Linked DNA regions of Homo sapiens: region 2 is linked to region 1. Evidence: chromatin contacts called from ENCODE Hi-C data. All regions are on one chromosome and are shown on one strand. The core of a region is the stretch at or near the end of the contact, and the rest is flanking DNA. Distances in the headings are between cores, read along the strand shown.

Region 1 (3,950 bases), core at 713-3,212:
TTTCTTATTTTCCAAAGGCTATATCTCAGATGTCCTGGAAGTCTGAGCATCCTGGAATTTGTATTTTACATTGCATGCCAATAATGAGCTGCCACTTGGATTTCGTGCCCTAACTTCTCCTGTGGAGGTCCGAGCAGCGCAATACAGAATGGATGAGTAACAGGGATCTTCACTCTCATCCCTTATACTGTTGACCTCATGAGCTATGGCCAAAGAAGAGGACGATTAATACACACTAAGAGTGTTCCCAAAATATTAGCTAAAAATCAGGACCCCATAGAAAGCAAATGTTTCTGCCACTCAGGCTGCCAAAGATTATGATTGAATATTGGGAAACCAGTTTAAGATCCACTAAAATACATAATCATTGCATTCCGGGAAGTCCCCGACGTGTTCTCCATCACTATCGAATGTGCAACGACCTCCAAAGTGCAGAGATAAGGTTTCAGAAGTTCCCAATAAAGGCTGCATGATCCCAGTTCTTTTCCAATATGCACAATTTTATTTATTTATTTAAATTTTATTATTAATATTTTATTTTTCAATAAGTTATGGGGTACAGGTGGTATTTGGTTACATGAGTACGTTCTTTAGTGGTGATTTGTGAGAATCTGATGCACACATCACCCGAGCAGTATACACTGCACCCAACATGTATTCTCTTATCCCTGACCCCTCCCACTCTTCCCCCTAAGCTCCCAGAGTCCACTGTATCATTCTTATGCCTTTGCATTCTCATAGCTTAGCTCCCATGTATCAGTGAGAACATATGATGCTTGGTTTTCCATTCCTGAGTTACTTTACTTAGAATATTAGTCTCCAGTCTCATCCAGGTCACTGCAAATGGTGTTAATTCATTCCTTTTTATGGCTGAGTAATATTCCATAGTGTATATATATATATATATATATATACAACAATTTCTTTATCCACTCATTGATTGATGGGCATTTGGGTTGGTTCCACAATTTTGCAATTGTGAATTGTGCTGCTATAAACATAAATATAAATTGTGCTATAAAATAAATATAAATTGTGCTATAAACATAAACATAAATTGTGAATTGTGCTGCTATAAACATGCTTGTGCAAGTATCTTTTTCTAATAGTGACTTTTTTCCCTCTGGGTAGATACCCAGTAGTGGGATTGCTGGATCAAATGGTAGTTCTACTTCTAGTTCTTAAAGAAATAAAGGGCATCCAAATTGGTAAAGAGGAAGTCAAACTGTCACTGTTTGCTGACGATATGATCGTTTACCTTGAAAAACCTACAGACTCCTCCAGAAAGCTCCTAGAACTGATAAAAGAATTCAGCAAAGTTTCCAATATTCATAATTTTAAAAGATAGTAAAATGCAATGCTTTCTCCTAATTCTGCAGAAGCAGTGTGGAGGAGCAGAACTCCGGTGCATGGGGCCCCCGAGCATTTCAGCTGCTAACAAATTTATAGCCAAGCACTGTTCCAGTCTGTCTCATGACCAGGCAATCAGCGGGAAGGAAAAATATCTCTGGTTTTGTACTTCCTATTTTTCAATGGTTATGGTGCAAATTCAATCTTACAGCACATTTTGGTGGCGCCATTAAGAGGGCAGTCTGTTGCTTTGTTACCTCTGTTCTTATTTTATCAGAACTTTGTGTTGCTTCATTAGCTACCATTTACAAAAATGGTGCAACTGTTGTTTCCTGCAATGGACAATGTGATGATCAGAAAAATGTGTCTATCACCTTATGACCACTTGGAAGAATGCCACCAACTATTCACAAGAGTGGCAGTCCTAGAGGATCATTCCAGAGAGTTTGCCATGGACATTCCCTGCGGTGGGAACCACAATGGGCAAGGAGTGTGTGTCATCTGGTCAGCCTTTGTGCAAATACTTAGCCTCAGACTGGCCAGCTGGCGTCACTTCCCTTTTGAGAACAAAGGAGCATCCATGTTGGTTTGGCATAAAAGACACTCCAATTTAAACAACAGCCTTTTCTGACTCAAACTTCAGTTTGCACTGAGAAGCCAACCCAGAAGCCGGTCACCACGGAGCCGGGTGCCCTGTCATCCAAGCAAACTCACACTTCACAGTCAACTTCTGCTGCCAGGAAACCACAGAAACTTCGCTGGTTGCTAAGTCTTCGTGGCCTGGCATCCGACACAATCTCCACAGCACCCGGAGACCACTAGGTCCCATGGAATCTAATAACTTGCTCCAAACCAGGAATGTAAGCAGGCACAGGAGGCGAGAGAGTTGGCTCCACTTCCGGCCCATCAGGATCCCCCTTCTGAAAGGCTCATGCCCTTAACTAGAATTAACTTGGGACCTTTCAGTCATATTCATAACTTAAGGTTTGTACTGGTGATATGCACTTGCCAGCCGGCTATTTTGGCCCCAAACAAATCAAATAAATGTAACAAATGAATTTAATCATATTGAAAGGCTGGATAATGGGCATGTTTTTTTTTAAATGGACAATTTCTATGTTTGAAAATGTATTAGTATTTTCAGATCTTTTGAAATGATTAGCCATGCCATTTCCATAATGTTGGAATGCAGTGAGAAATTTGAGTTTGAGGGCAACCTCCACTCTACAGGCAACATAATATTGACCCAGAGACTTTGCGTGCATCCTTGTTTCAGCGTACAGGCCACTAGACATGATCAAAACATGTTTCTCATTCTGTTATGGCTAAGAAAGCACTATAAATTGAAAACTTAAGTGACCGACTTTCTATTGGTTTCATTAAGAACAAACCAGATTCTCAGCTTTGTCTTTTTTTTTTTTTTTTTTTTTTTGAGACAGAGTCTCGCTCTCTTGCCCAGGCTGGAGTGCAGTGGCGTGATCTCGGCTCACTCCAAGTTCTGCCTCCCGGGTTCACGCCATTCTCCTGCCTCAGCCTCCCGAGTAGTGTCCCAACAGACGCCTGCCACCATGCCCAGCTAATTGTTTGTATTTTTTTTAGTAGAAACGGGGTTTCACCATGTTAGCCAGGATGGTCCCGATCTCCTGACCTCGTGATCTGGCCGCCTTGGCCTCCCTCAGCTTCGTCTTAAGTGGACAGAGGGTCATGCCCTTTTTCTAGAAAGAAGCACATGTCATTGCTTACTCAAGGCTATCAGAAAACCTAATAGTTGTCAGATGTGAAATAGAGTTTTGGATTAGATTTGGGCTCCTGTTGGAAATTGGGAATTCTGTGGCTTCATGGGAAAGCAATTGCCATGCAGCACATCACCCAGAGAAACCATCAGACAACTTAGATCCAGAAAAGTATTCTGCTTCTCGGAATAGTGTGTTTGCATTATGAGGAAATATTTCTATTGGGGAAAATATTAGAATAATTGAGGAATGTGGTAGCACAAAATCTTTTTTTTTTTTTTTTGCATAAAATATGCACTCCCCTCTTGCCCCGCAAACCAACACTAGATATCTTGAAAGGGTGCTGAGCAATCCCCACACAATAAGCTTTTCAGTAAAGGATGGTCATCTGGCTATGAACCACAAGAAATGCTACAAACAATAGCAATTACTAATGCATTCTTTGATTCTCAGCGACAGCTGAATGAAACAAAGAAGGGAATCTTTCTTGCGGGGCACATGATTGTGACAGGCTCCTCACCCCACCCATGCAACATTCAACAACCTCTCCGCCTGGCACTGTGTGTCTCTTTCTTGCCATTCTCTATTTGCCCTTTGCAAAATATTGATGACCCTTGTTGCCATTCAGTGGGGCATGGAGGTAGCATTTTCTTGGAGATGGCTTTGCAGCATAGGAAAACGAGTCTTTGGCTTTACCTGGAAGTCTGTGGTGTTGCTGGAAGGAGAGGTTATATACTTCGTCAACATGCAGTTGTGTCTCTACCGTGCCAATGTTACAGAAGTGTATCTTTCAAAGGACCCTGGTTTTAATACATAGAATAAAAACCAACTTCACAGGGAAAAAGTAGAAAAGAATTTTTCTTAATC
Region 2 (4,068 bases), core at 655-3,154, 97 kb before region 1:
ATGTTCACAGCAGGGCCCTTAACTCTTAGAGACTCATCACTCCTGGGCAGAACATTGGCATGTGCTCTTCCCAGCTGTGTCCCCTCAGAGGAGACTTTTCACAGTTTTGTGTTGGGCCAGCCATGAAAACAGAAGCTCAGCCCGTTAGTCCCAGCTCTATGGGACCAGCTTTGAGAAAAACAGGTAATAACAGACACTGATTTATTCAAGGATGCGATCCTTCAACAGCTTTTTACCATATCCACAAACACAAACTCCAGGAGGGCCTGAAGCTGAGAAGCAGATGGGCTGCTGGGGACACATATTTACAGTGTGTGATCATTAAGCAGGGGTGTCCTCACTTCCCAAATTCTAGTAATCAATACGTATTTCCTATGGCTGCCGTAACAAATTGCCACAAACTTAGTAGCTCAAACCAACACAAATGGGTTCTCTTAGAATTCTGGAGGTCAGAACTCTGAAATAGGTCCTAAAATCAAGGTGTCAGCAGGGCTGTGTTCCTTGCAGAGATGCCACAGGAGAATCCATTTCCCTGATTTTTCCAGCTTCTAGAGGCCACCCACATTCTTTGACTTGTGGCCTCTTCCTCTTCAAAACTTGTCCTGTAGTCATCGTCCTGTCATTTTTGACTTTAATCTTCTTGCCTCTCTCTTAAAGATCCTTGTGAGTAGATTAGGCCCACCTGAATCATCCAGGACAATCCCTCCATCCCCAAATCCTTCACAGAATCACACTGACAAAATTCCTTTTGCCAGGTAAGGTATTCACAGGTTCTGGGGATTAGGACGTGGACGTCTTTGGTGGAGGAGGGGGCATCGTTCTCTCTACCACACCGAGACTTTGCAAAAATGTGTTCTTCTTGGACAAGTAAATTTGGAACATGTTGGGTTAAATAAAAAAAACAAACCAGGTTTCTTTATTGCAGGACTTTTCCGTCTTCAGTGTTAATGAATGTTGTAAAATCCAAGAGGGAAATGTAGTGTATAGTGTTTCCCAATCTTGTTTGAACAAGATCCCCCTCCTTCATTTCCCCCCATGAAAGCAGTGAACATTTCAGGATCGAGTGGGGACACAGTCTCAGGAAACACATTTTGGCCCAACTGCGGAAGTCAAGGCCTGGAGGAGCAGGTTTACATCTCACCAAGGTTTGGGGATGAAACCGATTACAGGGGAGAATCATTCTGTGGCGGCCACCACGTGCCATGCCGTGAACACTGCAGAAGAGGAATTCTTCATTTAGGATCTGATATTTCGTGTCTGAAATTTCTGAGTAGGATTTGGTTGACCTCAACTCCACCCTCTAAGGCAGATAGAGAAGTCAATCCTTCACTTATTCATTCACCCATCCATGCGCTTAGTAAGTGTATATAAGGCAACATTATACTGGGAATTCCACGTCCACCGGTTCCCTGCCCACGTTCCCCAGCTCTAGTTTCCGCGCCCAGCCCCCTTTTGGCCATAGCCACCCATAACTGTCAAGTTGAATCACAAACAGCTGTCTCCCAAAAATATCCTGAGAAATCTCCCCCAACTCTATATATTCCCTGAAGGTCGCACGAAGCAGGACTATAGGCAGGAGGGGCGGGGCCCAGGCAGAGGATGTGAGTCACTAGGCAAGTGCTGCCTCGTATTTTTGGCCTGCGGGTGGGGTGGCTGGGTGGGTTGAGCAGCACTTGTGCTCATGGTCGGGTGAATTTATGGGATTTATCCAAGTTAATGGTAGTGCTGGAGGCAGCTCCAGGGAGCGAGGCAATCGGAATGTGCCTCTTACCACTCCACTAAGCCGCTCTCTGGACACGGAGCCATCCTACCCGGCCTGTGCTTTTAATGCCAAGATCCGCATTGCCCAGCCCTGGCCTGTGGGTCTCCTCCCCCTGTGCCCTGGCCCCACATGTGGTCTTTGCAAACAGTGCCCCTGGACAAGGAGGGCACATGGGCCTGATCCGCTTCCCCAAAGCCTATGGAGCACTTATCAGTCCTATTTAAAGCTCCAGTTAAGGATTCGGATTCAAGACTATGCCATTAAATGACCACATTAACGAGCTCTCCGAGAAAAGCTCTCACAAAGCTTTTGAGCTCATAGCCTCTTGGCTGCCTTAGGAGCTTCCAGTGTGTTAACATTCAGAAAATCCAAATATTCCGAGCGCCGGCGCTGCAGCGTTCCCAGCCCTTTGCCGACTGGAAGCTTCTCTGTCTGCTGTGTGGATGGAGCAGCAGGAGCCAGTGAGTCCTGGGCAGCCTCAGGGCCACCTGGGCACAGCCCCCCTCTGTCCCTCTGTCCCGGGGGCCCTGTCCTCTTGGCGGGGCTCCAGGCCTCTGGCGGCTGCTTTTGTGCTCTTTTGCGGGGCATCTGTGAGAACAGTCTGGAAGACAATGACAGAGTGCTTGCCTGGGGAGTCGGAGGAGCTCCGGTTATGTCCAAGCCGAACCCCTGGAGCCTCTGGACTGCCTGGCACTGAGGGAGCGGGAACTGGACGGTGGGCATGTGGCCGGGAGGAGCCTTCCAACCAGAAGAAACTAAGTTTTCAAGTTTCCTGCTGTGTCATCTCAACTGGAAAGTAGGCATATCGGGGTATTTCTGAAGGTGAAGGGCACCGTTTGCCTGTACTCTGTTCCTCGGCATCCCCAGAAAAAGAAGCTTTGATGTGAAAGGGGCTCCTGGGCTGTGCTTTTCCCTTCTGTGTCCGTGTCAGGGTTTCTCTCTGCCACCTCTTGACACCAGCCCTTATTTTTAGGGATGTTCAGACCTGAGGGTTCGGCCTGTGCAGCCAAGAAGCCCTCGAGCTGATTCATGGCGTGGATCCCTGTCCTTGTGTCTCAACGATGGGAGGCTGGAGGTGGAGCCACAGGGCTGCTGGAGGGGAATGGGGCGAGGACCATGAGCCTGACTCAGTGGCCCCAGCGAGGCCAGGGCTTCTGGTCTTCACAGGTGGCCAAGGCTTTGTGGACCTGCCCTGGCCCCCATGCCTGAATTGCATGGAGGTGGCCCCTTTTGCACACTAAGAAAGATTCCCAGAATTCCTGCTGTCTTCTCCTTTCTACGGTCTGGGCTGATGTAGGGGCTTCTCTGCACTGGGGAGGAGCCCATCCCCTCTGAGGCTGAGCTAGGATTCCCTCCCTGGATGCAGTTAGGAGTTGAGCTTAATTTTCTTTCTTTCTTTCTTTTTTTGTTGAGACAGTCTCACTCCGTCGCCCAGGCTGGAGTGCGGCGGCGCAATCTCGGTTCACTGCAACCTCTCCCTCCCGGGTTCAAGCAATTTTCTTGCCTCAGCCTCCTGAGTAGCTGGGATTACAGGCACCTGCCACCATGCCTGGCTAATTTTTTGTATTTTTAATATAGACAAGGTTTTGCCATGTTGGCCAGGCTGGTCTTGAACTCTTGAACTCAGGCAATGTGCCTGCCTTGGCCTCCCAAAGTGCTGGGATTACAGGCATGAGCCACCACACCCGGCCCTGAGCCTAATTTTCAACGTACTTTGATTCTGTCCGTACTTTGAAGCAGAAGTGGCACTGGCTGGATGTGGCTGAGGAGGGACACCTGGGTTGCATTGGCTCCCATTAATGGCCAAAGGCAAGGAGGGGAGAAGATGGTTCCTTTTTAGAAAGAAACTTAAAAAGCAGCAAAACAAAACACACGCACACACCCCCAAAAATGTCTTGGCTGTGGTGGCTGTGGACCTGCACCCCTGGGATGGCCACATCATCCTTCAAAAAGCTGCTGGCACCTCCACAACCTGCTCAGCTCTAAGCTCTAGGCCACAGCCACACTCTTCCTGGGCTGCCCCTGTCAGATGGAGCTCAGTGGAGCCACGAGGTCTGGGGACCTGGATGTCCCAGCTCATCCCTGGATTCCTCCAATGGGCATCTAGCTCCAGGGCCCCTCACTGGGTTGGCCGAGACTTGGTCGGATCTGCACCGCACTTTGAGGCTTTCCTTGCCTGATCCTCCGCTTTATCTCTTACAGGTGTCGTCCCCCAGGAAGTCTCCTGCCCTCCCTCTCTGCACAGGGAGCCGCTTCCCACTCTGTCCTTCGATGGACACGCTGATGCAGCTGGGAATGAGCTTGGA

The links. A loop is a pair of places that touch in the nucleus more often than their neighbours do. Pooled maps may share reads with other maps.
Region 2: a map of dorsolateral prefrontal cortex shows a loop between it and region 1 (4-fold over the local background). The contact joins the promoter of DKFZp451B082 here to the enhancer-like site in region 1. A Hi-C loop is called at or near these places in 2 of 168 maps with a recorded cell type or tissue (both dorsolateral prefrontal cortex) and 4 of 50 pooled maps.

Annotation. Positions count from the first base shown.
Region 1 is chr6:163,247,848-163,251,797 of GRCh38, reverse strand. The region is part of intron 4 of PACRG (parkin coregulated); the gene reads right to left. Among named protein-coding and RNA genes, the nearest start is that of PACRG-AS3, 58 kb to the right of the region's middle. Within about 2 kb of position 1,962, at least 3 of the 41 ENCODE cell types and tissues checked have a DNase peak (open chromatin) inside an H3K27ac peak, as active enhancers do; they include dorsolateral prefrontal cortex, where a contact is called at or near this core.
Region 2 is chr6:163,344,869-163,348,936 of GRCh38, reverse strand. It overlaps DKFZp451B082 (a long non-coding RNA gene), which reads left to right and starts at 1,904. Exons shown (of 4, transcript NR_033862.1): 1 at 1,904-2,558; 2 at 3,965-4,068.